Linked DNA regions of Homo sapiens: region 2 is linked to region 1. A link is a loop called in an ENCODE intact Hi-C map of the cell type or tissue named here. Cell type or tissue: stomach. All regions are shown on one strand. Links, peaks and the distances in the headings refer to the core of each region. The heading gives the core; the rest is flanking DNA.

What was found. Hi-C counts contacts between places; a loop is a spot of excess contacts. Peaks named below come from ENCODE experiments on the same cell type or tissue, not always from the same donor. Only the 100,000 strongest peaks of a DNase experiment are listed, where the experiment ranks them.
Region 2: it touches region 1 in a loop (4-fold over the local background); 103 of 110 quality-filtered maps call a loop at or near these places.

What each region holds. Positions count from the first base shown.
Region 1 is chr6:154,157,348-154,172,722 of GRCh38, reverse strand. It overlaps IPCEF1 (interaction protein for cytohesin exchange factors 1), which reads left to right. Exons shown (of 12, transcript NM_001130700.2): 11 at 4,610-4,803; 12 at 12,683-15,375. The coding sequence ends at 12,895. It also overlaps a transcript of OPRM1 not described here. Among named protein-coding and RNA genes, the nearest start is that of OPRM1, 130 kb to the right of the region's middle. In stomach, for the core only: no CTCF peak of the experiment used is centred there; a DNase peak (open chromatin) is centred at 8,152; H3K27ac peaks cover 515 bases.
Region 2 is chr6:154,272,789-154,288,163 of GRCh38, reverse strand. The region is part of intron 2 of IPCEF1 (interaction protein for cytohesin exchange factors 1); the gene reads left to right. Among named protein-coding and RNA genes, the nearest start is that of IPCEF1, 76 kb to the left of the region's middle. In stomach, for the core only: no CTCF peak of the experiment used is centred there; no DNase peak of the experiment used is centred there.

The DNA.
Region 1 (15,375 bases), core at 4,126-12,125:
CAGAGGTGGAATCTAGAGAGGCAGCAGGCCTTGCTGAGCTGCAGTGGGCTCCGCCCAGTTCGAGCTTCCCTGCTGCTTTGTTTACACTGTGAGCATAGAACCACCTACTCAAGCCTCAGCAATGGTGGATGCCCCTCCCCTTGCCAAGCTCCAGCATCCCAGGACAATCTCAGACTGCTGTGCTAGCAGCAAGCAAGGCTCCATGGGTGTGGGACCCACCGAGCCAGGCATGGGAGGGAATCTCCTGGTCTGCTGGTTGCGAAGACTGTGGGAAAAGCACAGTATTTGGGTAGAAGTGTATCATTCCTCCAGGTACGGTTACTCATGGCTTCCCTTGGCTAGGAAAGGGAAATCCCCCGACCCCTTGTGTTTCCCAGGTGAGGTGACACCCAGCCCTGCTTCAGCTCACCCTCCATGGGCTGCACCCACTGTCCAACCAGTCCCAATGAGATGAACCAGGTACTTCAGTTGGGAATGCAGAAATCACCTGTCTTCTGCATTGATTTCACTGGGAGTTGTAGACTGGAGCTGTTCCTATTTGGCTATCTTGGAAGCAATGATAATAATTTTTACTGTGACATAATTACAAACAAAATGTTTTAGTCAAAAATATTTTTTTCTTTTAGTGGCTCAATTGGTAAGTTGTTTTCTATCACAATCTTTAGTAGCACAATGTAGCTACTTGGTGAACACAGAGAAATGTAAAGAAACCATTCTATTTATCTTTGTCATACTCTTGTTTGGTTTGCTTGTTGATGTTTGTTAAACATATATTCCTTAATTCAAAAATACTGTGGTATTGAAAGCTATGTGTTTATGCCTTAATCTAAGTAGAATTCTACCTTGTTAGCTGTATTTTTTTAAAAAGTAAAAGGACATGTAAAATTACTGTGTCTTAAAACTGAAAACTCTAAGTCTTCAATCCTAATGCCCCCCTTCAGGAGTCAGATTTCTTTCCACTTAACTTCTTTAAGACTTTCCAGTGTCTCCAGCTTGACCCCATGACTGTGGCCATGCTTAGTATTTCTGCTATGTAGCATCAGCTCTCATGACAATCTCATAAATGACTACTTTTTATAGTTTTATTGAGATATATTTCACATACCATAACATTCACACATGAAAGTGTACAGTTCATTGGTTTTTAGTATATTTGGAATTGTGCAGCTGTCATCACAATCTAATTTTGGAACATTTCAGCATCACAAAAAGAAATCCTTACACATTAGCTGCCATTCTCCACTCCTGCTTGTCCCCTCCCAGACCCCAGGCAATTATTATTCTGGTTTCTGTCTCTGTGGGTTCATCTAATCTGGACATTTCATATAAATGGAATCACGCAATATGTGGTTGTTTGTGACTGGCTTCTTTTACTTAGCAAAATGTTTTCAAGGTTCACCCATGTTGAAGTATTGTGGACAACTGAGTATTTATTTTAATTATTGAATACTATTCTGTCACATGCAAATGCCACATTTTGTTTATCCTTTCATCAGCTGATGAACATTTAGGATCTTCCCAAGTTGAGTCTGTTATGAATAATGCTGCCGTGAACATTCATGTACAATTTTTGTGTGAATATATGTTTTCAATTCTCTTGGGTATTTATGTAGGAGTGTAATTGCTGGGGCACATGCTAAACTCCATGAGAAATGGACAAACTATTTTCTAAAGTGGCAACTCAATTAGCTGAGCATGGTGGCATGCACCTGTAGTCCCAGCTACTTGAGAGGCTGAGGCAGGAGAATCTAGTGAGTCCAGGAGTTCAAGGCTGCAATGAGCTATGATCATGCCACTGCACTCCAGCCCAGGTGATAGACCAAGACCCTGTCTTTAAAAAATAAACAATAAAATAAAAGTAGCAGCTCTGTTTTACATTCCCACTAACAATGTATGAGGGTTCCAATTTATCCACATCCTCATCCACACTTACTACTGTCTGTCTTTTTAATTGTAGCCACCCTGGGTGTGAAGGGACATCTCATGATGGTTTTGGCTTGCATTTCCCTCATGACTGATGATACTGAGCATCTTTTCATGTGCTTATTGACAAAAGCCCACTTTTGATGTCTGCACACGGTGTGAGCCAAAAGTCTAATTGTCTTCAGATGTAGTTTTGAGTATTTTCTTCCCTTTTGTGAGACGGTTTGGTAGAGAAAAAGGAGGTTGTGCTGATGAACATTTTAAGTCAGCTATGAAGTGAGTGCATCATCTTTGCTTTCTGTTTTATGAAAGAGTATTGGTGACTTTCTGGGATGGATAGGGGAAACTAATTCTTGCATAAAGGTTTCTAATCGTAGAGGAGTAAACTCTAAGGCATGTGAAGTTTGCTTGGTTTTGATGCTCCTAGGTCACCATTATATGCTTTTCTCCACCCTATGGAGAGGCTGTTTTTCTAGTTCCTCTAATGCCATACTTTCTATAGAGTCCTCTTTCAAGCTGGTTCTTTGGACAGGAAGTGAAACATATAAACATTAAGGAGTATGTGGTGGAAAAAGAAATCTCATTGTATTTCTTTCCCAAGCTTTCTTCCAAGGAATAAAGGAAAAATAGACTAACGTTCTTAGTGAGAAATTAAAGCAACATCAAAGGATGAAGATTTTCTTTGAGTAACCTCTGTATCATTTGAGGCCCTTCCAGGTGCATATGATTGGAAACCAAAGCCAGGGTAGCTTAACATGGGTAACATATTAGCTCCCACAGGCTGAGAGGGCTCCAACGGTATCATCAAGATCTGTGTCTCAGAATGGGTTGGCTTCCATATCATTATTCTTGGGATACTTCCTGGAAACTTCCAGCTCACACTATCACAACATTCAGCTTAAGAAAAAAGAGAGATTACTTATCTGATACTCCAAAGTCTTGGAACTGAGTCTCCTTGGCCCCAAATGGCCTGACCAGAGGCACATGTTTATCTCTGAATCAGTGACTGTGGCCAGAATGGTGGAACTGCCATTGGCCTCGTCTAGTCCACATGGTCCCCAGTAGATCCTGTGGTGGAGTGGCTTCACTGCAATCATGTGGGCCGAGGCTGGCAAAGTGTGGTTAGGAAGGGAGATGGAGTCTGTGTGGCAAGATGAGGAATGATCACTTTCTACTCAAAACCACAGACCACAGACAGGTTTCTTCTCTCCAAGGGTAGTTCTGGGAAGGACATTAAGCAATCATCTAGGGCAGTAGTTCTCAAACTTTAGCATGTGTATAATTTGCTAGGGCTTATTTGTCCCACACTGTGTTTTAGAAGCAGATATTTGTCGACTTGCATGGGTTTAAAGATGGAGATGAATTTTGTCTCAGGATGAATCACTCCCCCACTGAGTTTCAGCAATACCTGGTTTAGATGATATTTTGTGTGTGTGTGTGTGACAGAGTCTCACTCTGTAGCCCAGGCTGGAGTGCAGTGGTGTGATCTCAGCTCACTGCAACCTCCACCTCCCAGGCTCAAGTGATTCTCGTGTCTCAGTCTCCTGAGTAGCTGGGATGACAGGCACGCACCACCACACCCAGCTAATTTTTTGTATTTTAGTAGACAACGGGTTTTACCATGTTGTCAAGTGTGGTCTCAAACTCCTGAGCTCAGGCGATCCTCCTGCCTTGGCCTCCCAAAGTGTTGGGATTACAGGCGTGAGCCACCACACCCAGCCTGGATGATATTTGGGTGAGCTTTTGGTCTTAGAGTTGATGGTGGAATGGGTTAAGACTTTTGGAGTTGTTGGGATGAGGTGAATATATTGCACGTGAGAAACACATGAATTTAGGAGGCCGGAGGGTGGACTATGTATGGGTTGAATTGTGTCCCTCTAAAATTCATATGTTGGGCTGGGCGTGGTGGCTCACACCTGTAATCCCAGCACTTTGGGAGGCCAAGGTGGGCGGATCACCCAAAGTCAGGAGTTCAAGACCAGCCTGGGCAACATGGTGAAACCCTGTCTGTACTAAAAATATAAAAATGAGCCGGGCATGGTGGCAGGTGCCTGTAATCCCAGCTACTTGGGAGGCTGAGACAGGAGAATCACTTGAACCTGGGAGGTGTAGGTTTCAGTGAGCCAAGATTGTGCCATTTCACTTTAGCCTGGGCAACAGCAGTAAAACTCCGTCTCAAAAAAAATAATAATAAAATTAATTAATTAATTAATAAAATTCGTATGTTGACGTCCTAACCCCTAATACCTCAGAATGTGACCTTATTGGGAAATGGGGTTGTTGCAGATTTAACTAGTTAAGATGAGTTAATAGGGCAGGTTTCTAATCCAACATGACTGATACCCTCATAAATAGGGGGAGTTTGGACACAGAGACATGCATGCAGGGAACACCCCATGTGAATATTGGAGTTATACTGCCACAAACCAAAAAACCACTTGAAGCCAGGAGAGAGGCTTGGAATAACTCCTTCCCTGGTGCCTTCACAGGGAACGTGGCTCTGCAGTAACAAAGTATCGCAAACTGGGTGGCTTAGACAGCAAACATTTATTGTCTTTCAGTTCCGGAGAGAAGTCTGAGATGAGGGTGCCAGTGGGGCCGTGCCTTGGGACCACAGTATTGAATGTTCTCTCCTTGATTTTTCACTGGGTTTATTGTTACTGCTTTCTTTTTTTTTTTCAAATAGAAGAGACAAAAGTGTCTGAAGATGATGAAATGGAGAAGCTGTACAAATCATTAGAGCAAGCTAGTCTATCTCCTCTTGGGGACCGACGACCTTCGACTAAAAAGGAGTTGAGAAAATCCTTTGTTAAGCGGTGTAAAAATCCATCTATAAACGAGAAACTCCACAAAATCCGAACATTGAATAGCACATTAAAGGTAACAAAATTTCAAATTGTGGATGAACTCTATGGATGTGGGGCAAGGAACGGCTGGTTCTGCAGAGAGATTCTTGCTAATCACAGCATGTTTGTGTGGTTGCAGGGAAGGGCTGTAAAAGTAAATATAACCTTTATAGGGCAAGATGATCTTGACGTTCTTAAAGCACTAGGACATTCACACAGTAGCGCCCAAGGCAGTTTTTCACAATAGGCCTTGATGTTTGCATTCACTCTGATATAAAATTTCAAATTTTAAGCTTCTGGACAGCAAGGACCATGCATAATTTGTTTTTTAACCCTTATACCTAGCACAGTACCTGGTTCAATAAATGTTGATGAGAGACAGAGATCATCAACTGGTGAGAATAAACAGTCGTATAAATAAGATCTCGAATTTTCATCTGATTCATACAAGGGTACCAGTCTTCAGGACTGCATCCAGAAGGAAATGTCTTGATTTCAGCTGCAGCAAAGATGTAGTGATTGTCAGCTGTGGGCACTGCAGCCAAGGAGCACCATGAGAGCCCGACAGTGGGAAGTACACACTCTGTGGTAATAGACCAGCAGATGTTTTCACAATGGGAATAAGGGAAAGTGTACAGGAAGTACTGAAGCTATTTTCAGGCCCTCCCTGAGCTGAAATGGTTCTTCATAACAAAAGTGTCCTGCTTTCACATTTAGATTATAACATGAACAGGTGGAGGCCAGGATACTTTGTAAAATGCTCCTGATTTAGCAGACGATTTATCTGAAAAGCTTTGATAGATTCTGTAAGTGAATTTTGTTTTGTCTGTGGCCTTTGGCATTAAGAACTTAAGTCATTTTCCAGGAAGAAATGTCAGCAATTGAAAGGACAAGGCTACAAAGGCAGGCTGAGTGGCTCTTAGGCGTCCCAGTTAGTCAGTAGAACATCTGAACACCCTAAAAGGCTACAAAAATGAGGCCAGAATGGAAAAAGAAAGTAAATTTTAATTATACAAAGATAATACAAATGCAGAGAAATTCACTCTTATTTAATATTAAAATTTTTATCGATAATAAAAGATATCACTGGCCGCCATTTCACAGTATGTACGAAGCTGATGAATATATTTGATTATTCAATGTAATATGTCATAGCGTGTTGGGATTTTACTGTCTTCTTTGTCTGTGATAGCTGATATGAGTGAGTAAAGTTTTCATTGAGCAAGTATTTCCTGACTCTTACTATGTACCAGCCACTATTCTAGGTGACTGGGACCATTGAATGGACTCTACCGGTGTAGAAACAGAGGAAAACAAATACATGATTAAAATGAAGTGCAAAAATACTCTGGTTGAGATGTGCTCAGGGTGCTTTGGTGGTCCAAGGGGGACAGTGGATTACTGGAGGCATTAGGAACACTGTCACGAAATCCGTGAGTCAGGAAGAAATGAATACCAAGGGAAGGACATTCAAGGAAATGGAATGTCTGTCAACGGATAATAAGCTGTAGTTCCACGTTGGGAGAAGCAGGAAGTAGAGGCCGCGGAGAGCATGTGCAGTTTGAGTCATTAGTAGAAGGAGAAAGGCTGTGGCCTCAGGCCTTCCACAGAGCAGCAGACTCAGGATTCTAGATCTTTACGGCACCATGCCCTCACCTGGCCACTGGGGGGCCAACTTTGTGAAAAGAATTAGTGTTACCATTCCCTATGGGTCTCTGTGACCTCGTCATTGGTGAATTCAGCAGCTTTTGCTTTTCTGTCAGTGTATCGGTTATCCAGTGCTAGGTAACAAATTATCCCAAAGCTTAGCAACTCCAAACAATCAGCATTTATTATTTCAAAGTGTCTGTGGCCAGGAATCTGGGTGTGGCTTGCTCAAATGCCTCTGCCCCCAGGTCTCTCACAAGGCTGTGATCAAGCTGTCAGCTGGGGCTGCATTCATTCCTCCATGGAGAGGGATCAGTTTCTAAACTCCTGCATGTTAATTATTGGCAGGATTCAGGTCCTTTCAGGTTGCTGGACTGAGGGTCTCAGTTGCCCTCTGGCTGTTGGCCAGAGGCTCCCCTCAGTTCCTTGCCACATGGGCTTCTCCACAGGGCAGGTCACAACTTGGAAACTGGCTTCTTTCAGAGCAAGCAACACAGTGAGAGTGAGTGAGTGAGATGGGTTATAACCCAGTGGCAGCAATGACATCACATTACTTTTGCAGTATTCTATTCAGTAGAAGCAAGTCATTGGGTCATCTCATTTTCAGGGAGGAGATTACACAAGGCCTTGAATACCAGGAAGCAGAGAAGATTGGGGGCCCGCTCAGGGCTGCCTGCCCCACCCAGCTAGGGAACTGCTCTTTCTGGACATTTGTGAGAAGGAGCCCTTTCCATAGATCCCTCGTGCAGTGCTTGGGGCTGATGAAATAGAACAGGACCCATGTCATGCAGTCCTATTAATCTCAGGAGGTAGGAGGACATGCTGATGTGGAAATTGGTCTTGCTGAAGAAGCTGAACAAAAGCAAAGTGCATCAACCTATTCAAAGGAGAGAGAGAACTTGGTACATGTGTGCATGTTCATGTTGGAAGGGTATAATAATTATTTCTAATTGTTTTTAAAATTCAAAGCAGTCAAGAGAGTGGTTGTCTTTGAGGAAGAGGAGAGGATGGGACTGAGAGGGGATGTGAATGGAGCTTCTGAGTGCTGGGTGCGGGTCCTTCTGTGACCCTGGTAGTAGTGGTATGGAAGTGTTTATTTTGTGATAATTCTTTAAGCACAATTTTTCTATTTGTGCACTTTTCTCTGAGTATGATATATTGCACAGAGAATATATCATACACAGAGGAAATGTTTATGTTTTAAAAGCTCCAAAGTAGGAGTGTAGACAAGCAAAGACAACAGAGTTTCATGCAGAAACAAGGAAACTGTTTTAACAATAATGTTTATATTTGCCGCAGGTGCATTCCGTAAATAAGAAAAATCCCTGCACTGGGATAGTACTGGAATGAATGCACTTCAGGGAAATTCTTCTAGGAAGTTGAGCAAACTTCCAAGTTGAACTTGAGCAAAAGTTGATCGTATTATGTTGTACACTAAATACAGATATTTAGGAATTTCTAACAGCTCATCATTCACTGACTTTTGGCTAAGTCTGCTTTTATTTTAAAATAAGTTATTAATGGAATGATTAATGGGTCCAACTGAAACTCTCTCTGAGTTACTCTGACCTATGTCACAAGAGCGGTGAACCCTTTCTTCCCGTAGCTACTCTGGTGGAACACATTTCCAATGCTTAGGTCTTGAGTCGAGCCACACACTGACTATTTGGAGTAAAAACTGAAAGTACAGCATTCTCTCTTTCATGGTATTTTTGGAATCCCTGCCAAACCTTGCTTGCCTGCCAGAAAGCAGAGCGGATGTTGTGAAAGTAGTTCAAAGCCCTCCAAAAGCCTCATGCGCCATCCAGGAGAAGCTGGGCTGCTGGATGAGGCCCAGCCCCAGGATGCCTGGTGTAGGAAGGAGCTTGGAAGGTTCTGTTGTTTCATTAATTTCCTTCTTCTGTATTATTGTCTACATTTTTTTCTTTCATCCATAGAAGAACTAACACAGATTTGAGCCAAATGGTAAAAAATTTGAACTACTTAGAGCCAAAAGCCATATGAGAAGTGTCAGCTTAATGCCCAAAGTTGAAGAGACCCTGTTCTAAAAATTTTATTAGCTATAAAGAGGGGTTAATTCATGTATGCAAAGTCAGTTTCCCCAATTTTTATTAATTTTCAAAGATCTTATTTAATTTTTTAATATGAAAAATTAGGATCTTCCTTTGAAGTAGATGTCTAAATTTCTTTAGAACAAAATAAAACTCTTTAAATAACTTTACATTAATAGCAGTATGGTGATATCAGAGGAAGAAAGCTTTTGTTGTTGTTGTTGTTTTGGAAAAGTTGTTTTGGAAGCATAGATATTGAAAACTCAGAAAGAAGAAATATGCTCTTTTGGCCCTGCCTAACTTTCTATAAACAATCCCTCTGCTTTCCTACTGCACTGTTTTTTCTCCATTTTGGAAGGAAGGATTCCTATCTTTATCCATCTATATGTCTATCTTCTATCTATCTATCTATCTATTAATATCTATCTATCCAGCTATTGATCTATGAATCTATGTCTAGTTTTTTTGTTTAATGGAAAGGATTTCCTCAGACTCCAAATAGGGTTCAGAATGCAAAAGAGAATAAAAAGCAAATTGGTAATTCATTTATTCATTTATTTCTTATTTTATATATTCATTTTTTCAACAAGTATTCAACGAATGTCTACATGTGTAAACAGTCTACATGTGCAGTCATTCTTTCAGGCACTTGGGGCTATAGCACTGGGCATGTCAGATAAAAAGGCCTGCCTTCCGGAAGCTTATGTTTTAGTAGGAGAATAAACAAACATAATTGACTATTAAATGTATAATATGATAAGTGATGATAGATTTGATAAAGAATAGAAAAGGGGATAGAACATGTTGAGGAATTGATATTTAATTAGGAAGGACATGAAAGGCCTCTTTGAAAGACATAATTTGTGTAAAATCTGAAAAAGGAAAGGGAATGAGGCTTGAGGTTCTCTGAGGCCGAATATTTCAGGCAAAAGGAACAAAAACACAAACACCTTGGGGCGGGAGTGTGCCTAGGGCATTTAAGGAAGAGCAAGGAGGTCAAGGTAGCTGTAATGTAGTGGGGATGGAGCATGGGGAGTGCAGCAGTGGGCTGGAGGGGCAGCAGGGACTCGAGCCATTGAGGATCTCATTGCCATTGCAAACACCAGCTTCTGCTCGGAGTAAGACAGTGACCCTCTGGAAGGTTCTGAACAGAAGGATGGCATGCTTTGTGTCATGTCTGAAGGTAGAACCATCAGCCTTTGCTGGTGGATTGGGTGTGGTAGAAGGAGTCAAGAATGACTCCAGTGTTTGCTCTGAGCAACTGGAAAGACGGAGTTACCATTAAGTGCTTTGTGGAAGACTACGGTAGGAACCGGGTTTGGTGTGCATTGGAAGTTGGTGGGGTGGGGATGTAGAGAATAAGAGGAACTTATCTTTAGATATGTTATTTTTGAGATGCCTCTTAGGGGTTGATGTGGAACTGCTGAAGAGGAAGTTTAGACAAATGATGATGGAGTCCAGGGAAGAAGTAAGGAGAGATATAAACTTGGGACCCTCAGCACATAGGAGAGTGGGAGAGATTTCTTGTGATTACCAACAGCATGAACATAGATAGAGCAGAGAACAGGATACAAGCTGGGGCTTTAGAACACTCCAGTGAGAAGAGGTGGCGTGACAAGGAGGAATCAGCAACTAAGGTGGGAGTAAGTAGCAATTGTGGTACAAGAAAAATCAGGAGAATGTATCATAGGAGCACAACAATGAAACTGTTCAAGAAGGAGGAGTAGTCAATTGTTTTAGGTGCTGCTGATAAATAAGTTGAAGATGGATCATTGGTTTAACATTGATTTAATGGTTTATTGGATTTAACAACATGGAGGTCACTGATGGTCTTCACAAGAGCAGTTTTGGTGAATGGTGGGGGCCAAACCCTGATGGGACTGAATCTATGCAGAATGGGCCACTGGAGACAGGAAAAAGTAGAGCATTAGCTGGACAGGGATTTGGGGGCAGAGAGGAATTTTAACATGCAAGAAATAACAGCAAACATGTGTACCAGTGAGACTGCTGGAGGGGATCTGGAAAGTTGGTGAGTCAGAGGAGAGAACAGAATTGCTGGGATGAATTTCTTGAGTAGGAGAGCGGGGGCCATTGTGCCCAAGTGGAGGGATTGGCCTTTACTAGGAGCACAGATGCTCCATCTCTGTGAACAGGGCAGAAGGCAGCATAGATTTGCATCCATGTAGTTCGTGGGCAATAGGAACTTGGGAGAAGTGCTCTTCTGATGGCTTCCATTTCCTCAACAAAGAGATAGCAAGGCCATCAGCTGCGAGTGAGGATGAGAGAGGGGGTTTGAGATGAGAAGAGTTTTGAAATAGTCATTTGGGAGACTGCCAGAAAAAGGATGTGAAAATGTGATGACTGGAGAGTAGTGAAAATCCACTTACTGGCAGTGGTTGTGAAGTTTTAGTTTCACACATGCTGTCCTGGGGATAGTCAAAAAGAGTAGTTCAATCACATGCATGAATTGAATGTCTACATGGCACTTGGCATTGCGTTAGGTGCAGGGAATACAGGGATGAAGGAAATGTTTCTTGTCATCTTCTTTAAGCTTTAGAAGAGGGGCCATGACTTACCCGTAAATACCTAAATGTACCTCGGTAAGTTCTCAGAGGGCATCATTGGAAGGCATGAGAACATAAAAACTTAAAAGCTTATCAGTCCAATTTTGGGAGTGCAGGGAAGGTTTCCTGGACAATGTGATGCCTCAAGTATAGATTTACGGGTTTTGAAAAATTGGGTAGGCCAGGTGCAGTGGCTCACGCCTGTAATCCCAGCACTTTGGGAGGCTGAGGTGGGTGTATCACTTGAGGTTTAAGGAGTTTGAGACCAGCTTGGTCAACATGGCGAAACCCCATCTCTACTAAAAATAGAAAAATTAGCCAGGCATGGTGGTGCATGCCTGTAATCCCAGCTACTTGGGAGGTTGATGCAGGAGAATCGCTTGAACCTGGGAGGCAGAGCTTGCAGTGAGCTGAGATTGGGCCACTGCACTCCAGCCTGGGCAACAGAGTGACTCTGTCTCAAAAAAAAAAAAAAATGAAAAGAAAAGAAAAAAATTGGGTAAAGAAAGACTGGAAAGTGTTCTGTGTAAAAGAAACTCTAGAAATTAGAGTTTATGAGGTGAAGAAAGGCAAGGAAGATTCTTCATGTGGCACAACAACACGGAGGTGTGAGCTAGTGTTGTGTGGGTGAGAAAATGCATGCCAGTACATTAGACTGGGAAGTCAAAAGGAAGCAGAGTATCAACAAATGGTGCCAGTGCAGGTGAGGAGCCTTGGGTGTAAGGGGATCCATGAGGGGGACTCGGCATTTACATGCATCCCTGCTCTGCTAAGTGGAGGTGGAGTTGAAGTGGGCATTGGAGGCAGTGGTCTCGCTCAGGAGGCTGTGGCAGCAGATCAAACGTGATATATTGAACTGGATATCCAACCTTAGGATTATGGTCATGGGATGGAGAAAACAGGCATAGATTTGAGATACAATTGTCAGGGCTGAATATTTGTTTTTAATATGGAGGATGAACATCTTATTTATACTCCATTCCTTGTCTATAGAAAACTCTAACCTGAGCTAGACATTTCAGAAATGTGTGCCATTGGTTACAGAGGAGGCAGAATGGAATAGCACCAATAGGTTGTTTATTAGCATTATTGGAATACATACTGTTTTGATGGAAGGTTAGTAGCCTCTTCTTTGACTGAAAAGATAATCTGTGTATTTATTCTGTATTAAATAAATGTGATTTATTAAAAATAAAGATAATTTAATAAAATCTTAAAAGACATATTTTATGTTGCCATATGTCCTAGGTAAAGTGTTACGTTCCAATTTTACTTAGTGAAGTTTGGATTGTCAATAAAATGCTAATACCTACAATGGTAAGTTTTAGGAGGCATGATTCCCACACCAAGGTAGAATTGTTACTGTGGTGTGGAATAATGGATTGATCAGGGAAAGGCAACATAGAAGATCTTTGCTATATGTCTAGCTCTTCCACTAACTCTTGGGTAGGATACTTCACTTCTTTGCGGCTAGCGTATGCAAACAAATGTCGTATTTCTTAAGCTTAATGCTGGAATTAGAACATTAACGTGCAAAAATGCTTTGGTAATTTTATGTATATGTGTACTTGTAAAAGAGTTGGTAAAGATGGTTTATGTAAATTAAGACACTCTCAACATACCCCCTTCCCCTTTTTTTCTACTCACACAGTGTAAAGAACATGATCTGGCCATGATTAACCAGTTGCTGGATGACCCGAAGCTGACAGCCAGGAAATACAGAGAGTGGAAAGTCATGAACACCCTGCTGATCCAGGACATCTATCAGCAGCAGCGGGCTTCGCCTGCCCCTGATGACACTGATGACACCCCCCAGGAACTCAAGAAATCACCTTCTTCTCCCTCTGTTGAAAATTCCATTTGAGACAAAGTCAGGGTTTTCTCCTCTTATATTTTATCACAAGCAACTCTTCAAGATGTTGCAAAAGCTTACATTTTTCCTTAAAAGGAAAACTGAAACCCAGTCCTTCAAGCATCAGCTTCCCATCTAAAGATGCACGTTAGATGAAGATAATCACCGAATACACCAGGGCTCCTCATTTCAGTCGTAACGCATCCATTGAGATTGGAATGATTGAGTTCAGTTGAAAGGCGTTTTTTGTGTTCCTACTGGGAGCTCACGGTGATGTGGGGCTCTAGGGGGGATGTGAGAAATGTCTCTTCTGTTCATTGCTCTCCAGAGAATGCTATGGACAAGAATCAAATTTTACCAGGAGTAATTGCCCATGGAAACATTCTGTTTTTCAAAAGAAGAATGTACATATTCCACTTGACTGGGAAGCTGTGTGGCCCAAATCACTGTTTGAGTGGAGGAATGTTTTCTAGAGCAGTGACTGGAAGGACAAACGTGGTGTTGCAGAACAAAAATTCCTTGCCTTTGGTATGGAATGGTGGTGCCTTTTCCATGTGATGAGAAATGCTTCATAGACAGTGGCATGTGGGAGAGCTGAAGGAGGAGGCGTGTTCCATATTCCACTCATTCAAAGGACAGCTTGGTGTTTTCACACTTTATGCAGGTTAGGGGATCTGATTAATGTTTCCTTTCCTTACAACAGCTAGAGAAAACATCTCATCACAATTGGAGACCTCTACTTCCTTTGAGCTTTCCTACTCAATGGTAGGAGATAGGAATATGTTCCGCAAAGAATGTCTACTGCTCTTGTCCTTGGCTGTGATCCCTATACATAGTGTGAATTTATATCCAGGTTTCCCAGGATCAATATTGACAAGACGACTTTGGCATCTGAATTGTTTTAATATCTTTACTCAAAAAAACAAAAAAACAAAAACCCATGGAAGCAACAAAAGAGTTAAACATGAGGGATTTATTTTTGTATGTTTATATGTCACTTGTGTGCTATGTGAATAGCTATGTTTGTTATTTAAATATATTTATAGAAGTTCAAATTACTAGTGTTTAAAAGATGATATACTATTATATATTGTGCTTAGTATATATTTGATGAGTCTATACTTTTTGCTTGAGAAAAATAGAAATACTATTGATTCACTGGTGTTATGATGTTGCACTGTGTCTGAGGAATGCTCAGGAAATCTTGTGGGAAAAAAATGGGGCATGCATTCATAATTTTTCATTTTCTTCCCCACCCCAACCCCCATGAGCTCTTAAATTTAGATTTCTATCTCTTGTAAGTCACTCTTTTAACCAGCAAAGGACTTTCATCTTAGATTATCCTTTCTATTAAATAAACTTTAAGCTTTGTGCCATTTATGCCTGCAAACCTTAGACCAAAGGCAACACAACTAATGTCATCTTTTCATTAAAGACTAATAGAAATTTAGAAATCATTGTGTTAAAGAGAGCTATAGAGAAACAATATGAAAGTCTTCCCTTACTAATCACCATGAATATTTCTCACCATAGGAATAACCACAACCCACCAAGTACCCATGTTGGCCCTGCCTACCCGTAACAAATTGTTCACACAACCTATTTTGTTTTATAGCTTCAAAGTGTGGCTTGACATTCAAATGGAAGGAACCACCTGAATTATATCTGCAAACAAAATGGAAATAGTTGTTGAATAGTTCCCCAAGCTTTACTAAGAAGCCTTAATACTCTGTAAACAAACAAACAAACAAAAAACAACCTTAGCATTAAGAAATAAAAACAAAAAACAAGAAGCAAGTTGTACTGCTAGAAACTTCTCTAAGATAAGAGGCCAGGCCAGTCAGTTTGGCCCAGCAAACATGTGGGTACTTCTCCACCTAGGGAAGCCACTGAAGATGAGTTTGACCTGTGGTGACCTGACAGAGAGAACATTCAGATCCTCAGATTGCACCCTGATGCCCTGGTTTAGGAAAGCAGTGCTTTAACCTTTTGCCCCTGGAAATTACTGATTCTTTCTGTGATTAGCAGATACCAGAAGGGAAATTATTTAGGATTGGCAATGTAAAGAGTATTGAAGGAACAACAAATAACAATAGCAGAAATAACAGTGTGACATAAAGTGCCCTTCCACCTATTTTTCTTTGGTTTGCAACACCAGCCTGTAGACTTCCAGTTTTTCTTAAATTGAAGAGCTCCAGACACTTTTGAGCAGGGTTTGTGAATAGCTTTGAATGCTTTCCTTTGGCTTTTCGTGAAGACATATTTCCCCAGCCTTTCAACTGTAAACTCCTTTAGTACCATTGAAACTTAAGGCAAAAAAGATCCCTGGGATTACTTAGCCAAGGCTTAAATTTATTTTTCAAAGTCAAGAACATTAGCCTAGAAGTTTTTGCTTTGCTAGTTAAAGCTTACTTTGCAGAGCTTCCCAAAGTGAAAGGGAAACTGAACTTCACAATTTTGCACCTGGCTTTCTGGAGCCCCATTGCCTGCTC
Region 2 (15,375 bases), core at 2,349-10,348, 120 kb before region 1:
ATTGTGCTTTTTGGTGACCATTGCCCTTCTCTTTCTTTTTCTGTAGTTATTAAAACCCGTTGTCCTGGTTGTCCAACTCATGGACATACAAATTAGCTTTGGTGCATACCTTAGCTGTATAGACGTCTTCTAAGACATAAATTCTATTGTTTCAACATGTATATAAAAGATACGCATTTACTGATGAGTCAGGCAGTAAGATGTCTGCATTGTCTTCTGCAGTAAAGAATGCTTTATTTACCATAAAATTTGATGTTTTGTTGAGGAATTTTAAGTGATGCTTTTTATATTCATATTTTTCATTGATGATATGCAGAACTGGTTACCCTAAGGTATTGACAAAAGTGGGTGATTTTACTATCTTCAAAAGTTGTCAAGTATGTTTTCTAGTATAACACTTCTGGCTCTCAGATTAGGGACCTCCCCATCACAGTGGGCATCTAGTAAGAGCATGGCTTGTTATAAGAAGCTGTGTTTGTTGGAAGACTGAATTCGATGAACTTTATAGTCTCTTGTAATAAAATAAGAGATAGCACAATGGTACAAAGGGGAGGCTCTGAGCTCAGAGGGCTGGGGTTTGAATCTTATCTCTGACACAAATACACACCAATCTGTATGACCTTGGGCAAACTGCTTAACCTTTATGCACTTCGCTTTCCTCATCTGTTAAATGGAGACAGTAATAGCACCCATAGCTGGTGTAAGGATTTAATGAGTTAATATGAATATAGCTCTTAGAACAATATCTGGTGCATTGTTAAGCACTTAATAAATATTAGTTATGATGGTGTATTAGTCCATTCCCACACTGCTATAAAGAACTACCTGAGACTGAGAAATTTATAAAGAAAGGAGGTTTAATTGGCCCATAGTTCCACAGGCTGTACAGGAAGCATGGCTGGAGAGGTGTCAGGAAACTTACAGTCATGGTGGAAGGTGAAGGGGAAATAGGCACAATCTTCACATAGCAGAGCAAGAGAGAGAGAGAGAGAGAGAGAGAGAGGGAGAGAAGGGCAAAGTGCTACACACTTTTAATATTTTATTTATTTTTATTTTTTAATTTTAAAAAAAAGAAAGGGGGCTTTGCTATGTTGCCCAGACTGACCTCAAACTCCTGAGCTCGAGCAATCTGTTATACACTTTTAAACAACCAGATTTCTTGAGAACTCACTCACTGTCATGAGAACAAGGGGAAATCCACCCCCGTGATCCAGTCACCTCCCACCAGGCCCCTCCTTCAACACTGAAGATCATAATTCAACATGAGATTTGGGTGGGGACACGGGGCCAAACAATATCACGTGGTGATGAATGATCTTGTCATCGGCCCTGGCCTTTATTCCCAGCAACTTGTTTTTTCAGATGTCCTTGTGTACTGCCTCGGTTCCACCTGATGCTAACATGAAGGCAAAGTTCAGACTCTTCACCGCTTTCTACTGAAACTGACATTGTGGTGTCATTTCTTCCATCACACTGCTCTCCCCATTCCCCATTTTACAGCCTCCACCTCTCTTCTTCCCCTCCCTGCCTCATTGCAGGTCTTTCTACACACATCCAAACACTGCTGGATTTCAGATTTTATGACAAAGGGGCTTATTATGATATTTTTCTAGCAAAGTCAAATGTTTACATAAGAGAAAGTCTTGAACCAGCTACTAAGATAATAAAATGTCCTCCATCTTGATGCAAAAGCATGTTAACAATTTTCGTCTTTTACTCCTGTCATTAAGCAATACTAAAGGAATCTTGTTTATCTAGTCACTCTAATATGTTATAGACATAGTTCTTTTTAAAAAGTTTTTATTTTACTTTAAGTTCTGGGATACACGTGCAGAACATGCAGGTTTGTTACATAGGTATACATGTTCCATGGTGGTTTGCTGCATCTATCAACCCGTCATCTAGGTTTTAAGCCCCACATGCATTAGGTATTTGTCCTAATGCTCTCCCTCCCCTTGCCACCCCCCACCCCCAGACAGGCCCTGGTGTGTGACAGACATAGTTCTTGGTTCAAGGGTGTGTAGTGGGAGCAAACAGTTCATATTTAGTTTTCATTCACATGTGCCTACATTCTTGGCCCCATAATTATTTTGAGCTCTCCACAGATTTCTTAAGCACAGAATGCTTGTCTAATTATTTTGACATATTCCTGCTGGGCAGTAAATATTGTGAAGTTTTATGTGAATGCATTTGAACATCAGGTTATATTTTTCTTACTATTTTTTACTTGCTATGGCCTATGAAACTTATGTTCTAAGAACTGCTTAATTTTGATTTATGTTACCAAGTGATTCAAGGTGTCAATGGACTTTTTCCAGTACAGAAACGTGTGGGGCCAGGTCTCACACCTCTAATAAAGAAACAACTCAGACTCCAAGGGTTTCTTGCCTTATTTTAAAATAAACTCTGTGTTAAAAACTTGTATGCTGGCAGTGAAGAAATAGATGACCACATATATTTTCTTCTTGAAGGCTCATAATTTTTGTGCATATGTGTGCAAAATATAACAATGTGAACAAGAATGTGGACAACTAGATTACAAAAAAGGAACTAGCTGAAAGAATACTTATATGGAGATTATTCCTTGAAAACAGAATCTGTTTTTCAGATTATTGAGAGGGCAGGTTAACATTTGAGCTATTGTTTTCCTGGTTAATAATATTTTTGCTTTTTTTAAATTTTAGCTCAAAAATATGGGTATAGCTTTCTAAAAAATAGAATCCAATTTCAAGAATGATGAGGTACTAACTGAAAATCTCTAAATCTTTTGAGATTATTTCCACAATGAATAGGGCATTTCCTCAGAAAATTTTCTGCATTTATTATATGTAGACAGTGAGGAAAAGGGAAAAGAAAAGAACAAGTTTTCTCAGCAAGTGAAAGGTTTCCTGTTGCCATTTTCATTTTCCCTGAGTTTATTATCCTCAGTAGAGATACCAATGTCTTTCCTAATAAAATTACCTTCCAGCCAAATTGTTAAAAAAGGCAACTACCTATCTTGGGTATATGTTAGTTTACACAGAAAAAATTTAAATAGAGCTTGAAGAAATATAGAAAAGACTTTTGTTAATACTTAATGAGGCACAGGAGCTCTTATTAGACTAGACGGTGTTATGCTGAAATTAACTCTCGAGTAACTCTGATTCTCTGATTTCTTTTTTTTTGAGTCGGAGTCTCACTCTATCACCCAGGCTGGAGTGCAGTGGCGTGATCTCGGCTCACTGCAACCTCTGCCTCCTGGGTTCAAGAGATTATTTTGCCTCAGTCTCCCGAGTAGCTGGGACTACAGGTGCACACCACCAAACCTGGCTAATTTTTGTATTTTTAGTAGAGACGGGGTTTCACTATGTTGGCCAGGATGGTCTTGATCTCCTGACCTTGTGGTCCACCCGCCTCGGCCTCCCAAAGTGCTGGAATTATAGGCGTGAGCCACTGTGCCTGGCTATAACTCTGATTTCTTACCCACACTGTATGTTCAGTGCTGGTCGTCAGGAGGGGAGAGATCCTCTACTCCACAAAGTCACTCAGGGATTCAGGCTGATGAAAGCTCCACCATCCTGCAACACCACCATGTCAATAGGTGGCTTCAGAGTTGGTCATGACACAGAAGGAGGGTGTGGGGCACTCATACTCTTCTCCAGACACAAAGTGATGACATCACCTCTGCCCAGTCCCCATTGGTCAGAACAACTCACACGGCCTCTCCTAACTGCATGGGTCTGGGAGGTCTTCCTGGGGGCCGAGGGAGAAGAGGAGAACTAGACATAGAGTACACTAACAATTTCTTGTCTGATGGTATGTGCTGCAAAGTTATCACATCCAGTATCTCTATACAACACCCTTCCTTTCTAAATCAGTCACACTTACAATTCCTTCTGTTCTACCAGGTAATTGAGTTATTTTAATATTTTAAAATTAACTTCACATTTTTTACTTTCTGACTTTAGGTGAGAATAAGTGAAAAAGGATTATGAAGAAGGAATTATATTAATGGTACTTTCTTTTTTCCCCAACAAAATCATTACTTGAAATTAAATGTAACTGCAAATGTGTGAGGATTGATTGCAAAATCAATTCAAGGGATATCAAGCTAGGAATAGGAAACTATACTTGCACAGTTTCAGTAGATTGTATTTTATGTGTACATCTTTTTTTAATTATATGCTCATCTTTCCCTGAATCTTAATCTCATGTTCTTTTCCTTCTTCTATCTCATGTTTTTCTTTTTAAATGTCTTTGTCAGTTTATTATTTTACCAAGCAATGTTTTCACGTAGGGCACATAAGGAATAAACAAACATGTCTAAAATGTGTTTATTTTGCACTCACACTTGATTGTATGTTTGGTTGGATACAGAACTTTATGTACAAATTTATTTTCACTCAGAACTTCAAAGATATTGCCCCCATGTCCTTCAGCAGCTCAACTTGCATGAGAAATCTAACAATGTTCTTGTTTCTTTAGAGAAACTTTTAGAATTCTCTGTATACTTTGAAATTCTGAAATTTCACAAGACATATTCAAATGTACATCTTTTTAAAAATTTATTTAATTTTAATTTTTTTTGAGATGGAGTCTCACTCTGTCACCCAGGCTGGAGTGCAGTGGCGCGATCTCAGCTCACTGCAAGCTCCACCTCCCAGGTTCACACCATTCTCCCGCCTCAGCCTCTTGAGTAGCTGGGACTACAGGGGCCCACCACCGCACCTGGCTAATTTTTTGTATTTTTTTTGTAGAGATGGGGTTTCACCATGTTAGCCAGGATGGTCATGATCTCCTGACCTTGTGATCTACCCGCCTCGGCCTCCCAAAGTACTGGGATTACAGGTGTGAGGCACTGTGCCCGGCCCTCTTTTTTTTTTTTTTTTTTTTGAGATGGAGTTTCACTCTTGTGCCCCAGGCTGGAGTGCAGTGCGTGATCTCGGCTCACTGCAACCTCCACCTCCCAGGTTCAAGCGATTCTCCTGCCTCAGCCTCCTGAGTAGGATTATAGGCCTGCGCCACCATGCCTGGCTAATTTTTTTGTAGTTTTAGTAGAGATGGGGTTTCACCATGTTGACCAGGCTGGTCTTGAACTCCTGACCTCAGGTGATCCGCCCACCTCGGCCTCCCAAAGTGCTGGGATTACAGGAATGAGGTTCCTGCCCTGCCCTCAAATATACATCTTTGAAAATTTGTGGGATTGAGTATTTTGTAGCATAGATTTCTTTTTCCACTCTCTCCTTGGGCTCTGCTTCCTGCTGTTTTGGCTTCATTTTCAATCTCTTTTCTCCACCATTTCACCAAGGTGACCACTGCTAACTCCAGGTTTGCAGAGCGTTCATGGCTGACACCCCAGAAAAAAGGGACAAATCTCTTTCCCAATATTTCAGACAGAATTTCCTGATTATCTTGACTTGGTACATGTACTATTTTCTGGATTGGTCATTGTGACAAAGAGGAGTAAGTACTTTGATCCAGCTAGTTCTTTTTTTTTTGAGACGGAGTCTCGCTCTTTTGCCCAGGCCAGACTGCAGTGGTGCTATCTCGGCTCACTGCAAGCTCTGCCTCCCGGGTTTATGCCATTCTCCTGCCTCAGCCTCCCAAGTAGCTGGGACTACAGGTGCCCGCCACCGTGCCCGCCTAATTTTTTTGTGTGTGTTTTTAGTAGAGATAGGGTTTCACCGTGTTAGCCAGGATGGTCTCGATCTCCTGACCTCGTGATCCGCCCACCTTGGCCTCCCAAAGTGCTGGGATTACAGGCGTGAGCCACCGCGCCCTGCCTGATCCATCTACTTCTTACCACTTCTATCGCTACCACTCTGGTCCCGCGAAAGAGATGACATTGTAATCTCTTCCCTGGATCGTTCCAGTAGCCTCTTAACTGGTTTCTTGGTTTATGTCTTTTCTCTGTTTCAGTCTGTTGTCAGTGCTGGAGCCAGAGCTGTTAATGTGTTTGTCAGATCAGAACCCTGCAAAACCATTTATTTTATTTATTTATTTATTTTTTAATTTTGAGACAGAGTCTTGCTCTGTCACCCAGGCTGGAGTGCAGTGGTGCAATCTCGGCTCATTGCCACCTCCGCTTCCCAGGTTCAAGCTATTCTCCTGCCTCAGCCTCCCGAGTAGCTGGGATTACAGACATGTGCCATCATGCCAGGATATTTTGTTGTTGTTGTTGAGATGGAGTTTCACTCTTGTTGCCCAGGCTGGAGTGCAATGGTGCCATCTTGGCTCATTGCAACCTCTACCTTCTGGGTTCAGGTTATTCTCCTGTCTCAGCCTCCCACGTAGCTGGGATTACAGGTGTGTGCCACCACATCTGGCTAATTCTTTGTATTTTTAGTAGAGACGTGGTTTCACCATGTTGGCCAGGCTGGTCTCGAACTCCTAACCTCAGGTGATCCACCCACCTCAGCCTCCCAAAGTGCTGAGATTACAGGCGTGAGCCACAGTGCCCGGCCTCCAGGCTAATTTTTATATTTTCAGTAGAGACGGGGTTTCACCATGCTGACCAGGCTGATCTCGTACCCTGGCCTCAAGTTATCACCTGGCTCATCCTCCCAAAGTGCTGGGATTACAGGCGTGAGTCACCATGCCTGGCCAGGCTTGCCCATTTCACTTCAAGGAAAACTAAAATCTTCAACAAGAGTTTATTTATTTATTTAGAGACAAGCTTTCACATTGTTATCCAGGCTAGAGTGCAGTATGGCTCACTGCAACCTCAAACTCCTGGGCTCAAGTGATCCTCCATCTCAACCTCCTAAGTAGCTAGGATTATAGGCATGCACCACCACACAAGGCTACTTTAAAAAAAATTTTTTTTTTTTTCGAGATGAGGTCTTGCTCTGTTACCCAGGCTGGAGTGTAGTGGCGCTATCTCGCCTCACTGCAACCTCCACCTCCCGGGTTCAGGCAATTCTCTTGCCTCAGCCTCCCAAGTAGCTGGGATTACAGACATACACCACCATGCCTGGCTTTTTTTTTTTTTTTTTTTTTTGTATTTTAGTAGGAACGGGGTTTCACCATCTTGCCCAGGCTGGTCTTGAACTCCTGACCTCAAGTAATCCACCCACCTCGGCCTCCCAAAGTGCTGGGATTGCAGGCATGAGCCACTGCGACTGGCCTTAATTTTTAAATTTTTTTGTTGAGATGGGGATTCTCAGTATGTTGCTCAAGCTGGTCTCAAACTCCTGGCCTCAAACAATCATTCCGCTCTGGCCTCCCAAAGTGTTGGGATTACAGGTATAAGCCATAGCATCTGGCCTAGTTCTCACTTTTCAAAATGACTTTTAGTTTGAAATATAACATACATGCAGTGGAAAACATGAAAAAAATGGAATAGCTAGATGATTTATCATAAAGTGTAAATTCTTGCAACTGCCACTTCAGTCAAGAAATAGAATACCATCGGGATCCCGAATCCCCTCTTGTACCCATTCCAATAAATAATTCCTGATTCCTCCTCAAAGGTTTCCACTCTCCTGCCATTTGTGGTCATTGTGGTTGCATTTTGTGATAATTTTATGACCCAAGTACACTTCCCTAAACACTATGATCTAGCTTTGGCTGCTCTATTATTTTATATAAATGGAATCATATTGTTTATATTCTTTTGTGTCTAGCTTCTTTCTCTCAATGTTATTTCACTGTGGATAGAAGTAGTCTTTTTCTTTTTGATTGCTATGTAGTTCATTGTAATGACTGTACCACAATTTATTTATTCATTTTCCCATTGATGGACATTTTTTTTTAACAATTTTTTAAATGATTTACCTCTTTGTAGAGATAGAGTTTCACTTTGTTGCCCAGGCTGGTCTTGAACTCCTGGCCTCCAGTGATCCTCCCATGTTGGCCTCTCAAAGCACTGGGATTATAGGCATGAGATACCATGCCCAGCCCTGTTTTTTGTTCTGGTTGTTATTAATGAACTGGATAGAACCATTGTTACGCATTTTCAGCATACATTTGCACACATATCTGAGGCATGTACATCTTAGAGTAAAGGTTGTGGGCATAGACTATGCATGTAATTAACCTTAGCAGGTGTTGCCAAACACTTTTCCAAAATAATTTTCCACTGGCAATATTTTGAGTTTTCACTGGTTCTACAATCTTGCCAACGCTTGGCATTGTCAGTCTTCTAAAATTACACTGTTTTGGTGGCTGTTTAATTATGTTTCATTGCTGTTCTGCCTTGCATTTCCCTGATTGTTAATGAGGATTAACATTAACATTAACATTAACATTTCCTGATTGTTAATGATTGGTGTCTCTCCTATGTATATTGGCTAATTGATGTTCCTTCTTTGTCAAAGGCCTAGTAAGTCTTTTCTCATTTTTGTCTTAGGTTTTCTGCCTGTTCCTTACTGATTCATGGGAGTTCTTTATAGATTCTGGATGCATGGCCTCATGCATGTTATATGTATGGCACATACCTCTTCTCATTCATTTGCTTGTTTTCTCAGTCCCTAAGGTTGTCTTTTGATGAATGGGAATTCTTAATTCTAATGTGTTTCAACTTACAGCTTTTCCTTTATGGTTAGAACCAGTGGGGGAAATGACAGTATTTTCAATAGATGATACTGAGGTAATTGGCCATTAATTTAAAAGATGAAACTTGACCCCTATTTGAAACCATAATAGAAAATCAATTGCAAGTAAATTGTAGATCTAATAAGGAAGACAAGACAATAAAATTCGTAGAAGGAAAAGTAGGACGATATCCTTATGACCACAGAATAATGAAGATAACGAATGGCAAAGGAAAAGCACTAGCCAGAGTCATCTTCACAATATTGAGTCTTCCAATGAATGAACACACGACATCTTTCCATTTATTTATACCCTTTTTAAGTTTCTTTCAAAAATTGATTTCTTCATTGAAGTCTTATACATTTTTATTAGATTCATTCTAACATATTTGAATTTTTATGATATTGCTATCTTCTTAGAAATTTTACTTTCAAACTGTTGGTGGCTGGTAGAAATGTTGTTGATTTTAATATATTGGCTTTGTAGCTAGCAACCTTCTTATGCCCACTTTTTTTTTTTTTTATTTTGAGACAGGGTCTGGCTCTGTCTATGATTTTTTTGCGGTGGCACGATCTCAACTCAGTGCAACCTCTATCCCCCAGGTTCAAGGGATCCTCTCACCCCAGCCTCCCAAGTAGCTGGGACCACAGGTGCACACCACCATGACCAGCTTTTTTTTTTTTTTTTTTGTATTTTTGGTAGAGACAGGGTTTCACCATGTTGCCCAGGCTGGTCTCAAACTCCTGAGCTCCAGCAATCCACCACCATAGCCTCCCAAAGTGCTGGGATTACAGGCATAAGCCACCACGCCTGGCCCACTTTTTAATTGTAATTATTAATGTGTAGATTCTTTCTGCATGTAAAACTATATCATTTGAAAATACTGACAATCTTGATTTTTTACCTTTTAATCATATATATATATATTTTTACCATTGTTTTCCAGTACTTTTGAGACAATGTTGTTAAGTGATAATGAGAATCTTTGGCTTATTCCTAATATCAAAGGAAAAGGTTTCAACATGTCACCATCAAGCATGTGATGTAGGAATAAGGACCTTCTTACTTATTGAAAACAGTGGAGTAAGGACCTTTTTGTTTTGACCATGACAGGAATTTGGAGAGGGGTTGACTTGGCTTGGCAGTTCATCTTTGACCCATGTGACTTTAGCTGGGGTGGCTAGGATCGGAGGATCTCTACTTTCAAGATCACTTTTGCATCCATACGTCTGGAGCCTTGGCGTCTCTTGGATTCCCATTCTCTACTTGGCGTCTCATTCTCCCGGACCTGTCCACAGGGCTCAGCTCTTTGTAGCACAGCAGTGTCAGGAGACCTGGACCTGGTGAATGTCAGTCTGGCTTCTGCTAGAGCACATGTTCCTCTTTCAGATGTAAAATCCCATGAAGTGGTGCCTGTGAGGTCATAGAAATTGCAATTAAACATATCTGTTAAATTAAAAATCAATTTCCAATCTAAACTTTTTTTCTATGCAGGAGTTTAAAAATAATAATTTCAACGTTTGTCATAGCTGAATTTTAGTACTATGGAGTAAAGAAAAAAATAGGTGATTCCTTCTATTTTGTGATAACAAAGTTTTCCTTTTGAGGTTAAATGAAGGTATCTAGGGCAGGAGGGAGAGAGGAAGGTGCACGTGTGCATGGAAGATGAGGAGGTGGGTGCGGTACCCAGTGTAGGTGAGGTACGAGTGGGAAAGTGAGCATGTAAAGATGAGAGTGGGTGGACCACAGGAAGCTGGGCGGACCACAGGAAGCTGGCTGGAAAAAAAAAGTCTGGCTTTACCTAGTTAAAAGCAAGAAAAAAGCAACCCAAAGACAAGCGGAAAATCTCACAGGCAAAGTCTATAAAGGAATGGAAACAAAAAAATAAGCCCACATGTGTTCAGGGAAAGGTGAAGTAAAGTGGCTGGCCAGCTGCAGTCTGCTCTGTAATTTTTGTATTACTTCGCAGTAATTTATACGTAAGATAGTCTAATGAACAACAACAACAACCAATAAAAGAGCCAATGCTTCCTGGAAAAACAAATAGAACATTTTCTTTTTGAAAACTTAGATTTCTGAGTTTATGATTCTAGTGGTTTAAAAAAATGCGCTATTGAAATTGAAAGAATGTCAAATTAGGGAGTTGGACGATTTAATCTTTGGTCTTAAGCTAAATATTGTACTTAGGTGTTCTTCCACTAGGTGTCTCTTTGCATACATGTTATGATTTCAGAGAAAGCAAATCTATTCTTGACGGCATTCGCTTATGTGGATTGTGTCAACAAATATCTCAATTTGGGATGGGGGGTATTTAAGAATGACTTTAATTTAACAGTTCTTCCTAAAGAATAAATAGGTGTGTTTTAGTGACATCTCTCGTTCTTGCTTTAGATGTTTTGGAGACACTAACCCAGATTTTTCAGCAGATGCAAAATTGAGGTCCTTGTGCCTGTGTGGTTTCCAGCATGATATGGTTTAAGCCTTCAATTCATAGCCTGCCCATGTGGGATTCTGACCAGGACGTGAGCCCTTCATAGTTTCTGAATGAAGCCTCACCTAGGATGCGCAATTCCCAAACAAGCTGCATGCAGCTCGTCAGTGTCTCTTTCTGAGAGCTGTATTGCCTGCTGATCAGACCCTTCCAGACCACACAGTGGCAGCTGATCTATGATCCCACGAGTAGCCCTTTGGCAGCCACGTTATCACTGCTAGTCACCGAAGGTCCCTCTGAATTGTCTAAATTTGGTAAATAGCTTACTCATTCTAACTTGTCCTAAAGTTGAGGCAGGGCCAATATAAGTCAACAGATATTTGTTAGGTGCCTACTGCATGTCTTGCCCTGAGTGTCTGTAAGAATTATTAGACTCATTCATTCTCTAAGAATGTAATGAGATCTACTGTTTGCAAAAAGAAAATAAAAGCCTGCTTCTAAGGAGAATTTGAAAAGGCAAAGATTATTCTGAGACAGCACTGCTGATGACCATAGGGCCCTGGACCTGGAGTCTGAAAATCTGAATTCAAATTTGGCTTTAACTTGCTAGCTATGTAAACTAGTTAGTCCACCCACTCTGTATATTCGTTTTTTCACGTGTTAAAGTATAAGTTACTTTACAACCTTGCTGTGAAGACTGAAAACAGTTTGCAACAGTTCTGCCAAATATCATTATAAGAGCCTCCAAGAGAAGTCACTCTATTCTGGGCAAAGCAGCCCTCACCATGATTATATACAGTAGTTTATCTCCTTATGGTCTCTCTTGTCTGATAACCCTTGGGCACGACCTTTGCAAAATTACAAGGCCCCTAAAATGATCTTTTATTTCCTCCTTCCCTCCCTCCTTCCCTTCCTCTTTTCTTTTCTTTTTTTTTCTTTTCTTTTTTCTCTTTCTTCCTCCCTCCCTCCCACCTTTTCTCTTTCTTTCTTTCCTTTTCTCTCTCTCTCTCTTTTTCTCTTTCTTTCTTTTCTTCTGAGATGGAATCTCTCTCTGTTGCCCAGGCTGGAGTGCAGTGGCACAATCTCGGCTCACTGCAACCTCCACCTCCCAGGTTCAAGCGATTCTCCTGCTTCAGCCTCCCGGGTAGCTGGGATTACAGGCACCTGCCACCATGGCCAGCTAAATTTTTTTGGTATTTTTAGTAGAGATGGAATTTCACCATGTTGGTCAGGCTGGTTTCGAACTCCTGACCTCAAGTGATCCACCCGCCTCGGCCTCCCAAAGTGCTAGGATTACAGGCGTGAGTCACTGTGCCCGGCCCCTAAAATGATATTTCTTAAGGAAAAATCTAGCCAGACAAAAGGGGTTTTGGCTCCAACTCTAGAGCAATGGGTGCAAGCGGCTGACAGCTTTTATAATCATTTTTTTTTTCTTGGCTGCCTTCTAGCCAGTGAATGTCCAGTTGCAGAGTCCTCTGCTGTATGGGGTATAGCTGCTCACTTTGGTGTAAAGGGCACTGAATGGAATAATGTTTGGCAAAGCAGAAATAAAGTGACTGGCTGCCTCAGAGCCATGTACACTGTCTGAATTTCACCAAGTAGAAAAACATTTCATCTTCTGCAGACAGAAAATGTAATTATTATTCATGTGGAGAAATGGAGAGATGCAAATTTCAGAAAAGTAAGGGCCATCGCTTGCTATTCCTATCTGGCTCATTCTAGAGCACTGTATCAGCTCTTGCCCCACCGGCTGGAGTGAAGCAAACTAGGAATTGCGGATGTTATTCGGGGGATACCCTAGTAGGGACCTGGAAGGAACCAAGCTGTGCTCATGGAACAGACTGTAGTAGATTGCAGTGGGCCTCATAATTGATACCTTGTCTAGGAGCTACCAATGTTTCCTGTGTCCTCATTAGGGAGCTGGTGCCCTTTGTCTCATATGATGTAGCAGCTTGAGGACAGTACAAACTTTTGAGGTGGCTCCTGGAGTTTCAGTCACAATCCCTTAGAATCACGCTTCAGCATACGGCTAGCTTGGATCTTAGAGTAACTGGCTCCTAGAAGTTCCTTGGATCTGGAGCTGGCGTAGGAGAGGCAGGTGTGATGGTGTGTTTTATCTGCATTGGTAAAACTGAACAAGAGCTGCCACTAGGGTGTGTGTGTTTATGTGTCTTTGAGGGGTAGGTGAAAATATGCATTGTAGGACCCCTGCCTATATAAATAATTGGAATCATTGAACATCCATCCCTGTTTTGGAGAACCAGTGACAACAACTACTCTCCAGGCAGGTGTCATGGAACTTAAGACAACCGCAGAACAAACCCAACTCTGTAGAAACAAGTCCCAGTGCTTTTCAGGGCATCTGGTCTACCCCATGTTCTGGGGAAGGGAACCTTGATTGGGCGCAACCAACACAGGGTGCATGTGGGCCAGGGCTGGGCTCTGGGTGCTCTGAGGAGGATTGGCCAGGGTGTGGCCCACGGCTGGTCTCTGCTTGCCCCAGTCTAATGGCCCCTGCAGGTATAGACCACATTTTAGAAGTTTCAGGTTCAGGAGTCCCACAGAAGGACAAGAGACCCCTGTAGTTCAGCAACTCAGGGGAGCTTTGTACCTCCAAGAGGGGCATGGCCAATAGCCATTGGCATTTGGTAGGCCCTTCCAGGATGTGAAAGAGGCAAATCGTTTGAGATCTCTTGCAGTTTTCCACCTGTTTGTTACTATGGTAAAATGGTCCACTGGGAGGAAAGATTGACATTATTGGCTGAAAGAAAGTCTTTTATCTCCCTTAGCTTTGTGGATTTTGTGTGTCTGAGCCTTGATTGTCAGGGCTGACAGCTTATGTGGGAATTTCTGAAGGGAAAGCAGGGAAGAGGCCTGCCAGTCTCCACAGATGATGGATTGCAGTATTTTTATGGTGTCAAAAATAAAGTAATTTTAAGCATCATAGTTTCTCTGTTTGAAAAAAGCTGTGGTTCTTAAAACCATCTGTCAATTCATCATCAAAGTGGAGAGAAGGCAGGAAAGAAATGCAACGAAATGAGTGGAAAAGACAACAATAAAAAAGGGAAGATAACCGAAAGAGAAAGAATGAGAATATTCTATAGCAAGTAGAAAATGGATTGGAATCAGAATGACACTTTGAGCTTAAGTTAAAAAAAAAAAAAGCAGCCAGGCACGGTGGCTCATGCCTGTAATCCCAGAACTTTGGGAGGCTGAGGCGGGTGGATGATGAGGTCAGGAAATCGAGACCATCCTGGCTAACAAGGTGAAACCCCGTCTCTACTAAAAATACAAAAAATTAGCCGGGTGTGGTGGCGGGCGCCTGCAGTCCCAGCTACTCTGGAGGCTGAGGCAGGAGAATGCCGTGAACCCGGGAGGCGGAGCTTGCAGCGAGCCGAGATGGCGCCACTGCACTCCAGCCTGGGCGACAGAGGGAGACTCTGCCTCAAAAAAAAAAAAAAAAAAAAAAAAAAAAAAAAAAAAAAAAAAAAAAAGAAAGAAAGAAAGAAAGAAAAAAAGAAAAAAGCTTAAAATAATTTGGATGAAGCTACTTTCTCCTTCATAAAGTTCCTGAACAAAGTCACAACCCCAAACCTCCCCTGCCGCATATGTCACTGTACACAGACTGGTAGGGAAGTCATCTTGCATTTGCTTCCTTCTCTCCTGCTTTGCCTTGACAGGTGAAATCTCCTACTAATTGGCAAAACGAATGGATTATCTCATGTCCTTTGCTTTTATATGTGAGCGAAGATGAATGTTCTCTTCTGTTTTCCATGGCATTGCTGTGATGGACTATCATGTAACAGAACATGCTCGCTTATAAACAGTGCTTGTCTCCAGTAGAGTGTGGACGTTTGCTGCCACATGGATTACCTACTTGTCGACGATCAAGACTTCTGCCACGAGGATAACAAGCATTTTTTTGTTTCCTCTTAGCTCTGACTTCTGGCTTAAGAATAACGCACATTGTTTGCCTGTGTTTGTGGACTTTGTATAAATCCACTTGCTGCTGTGATAATGTCTTGCTGAATGCCAGCATTATAATTTTAAAGGATAAATTAATCTGTGGGTTTTAAACGTTTTAGTTCAGACCTGTTTTGTTTTCACTTAAGGCTCTGTGAGAAAGAGAATCAACCTAGCTCCTATGTTATTTCAACTGGAAAATCGTCTCTAAATCACAATAAATTATCTTTGTTTTAAAAATGTGTAAAACATTAGGCATGGTACTTATTTTGCTCCATCATTCCAAAGATGATAATGTCTATTAGGGAATAACCAGGACAGTTACCTTTGCATCAGTTGAATGAATAAATCCCCTTAGTGGAATTTTTTTCTTGATTCTTAAAAAAAATACTGATTATGCTAGCCTTCTTTATAAATAGTGTGTTTGTTGGGGATTGATATTCTTGGTTCATTTTCTGGGTTTAAAA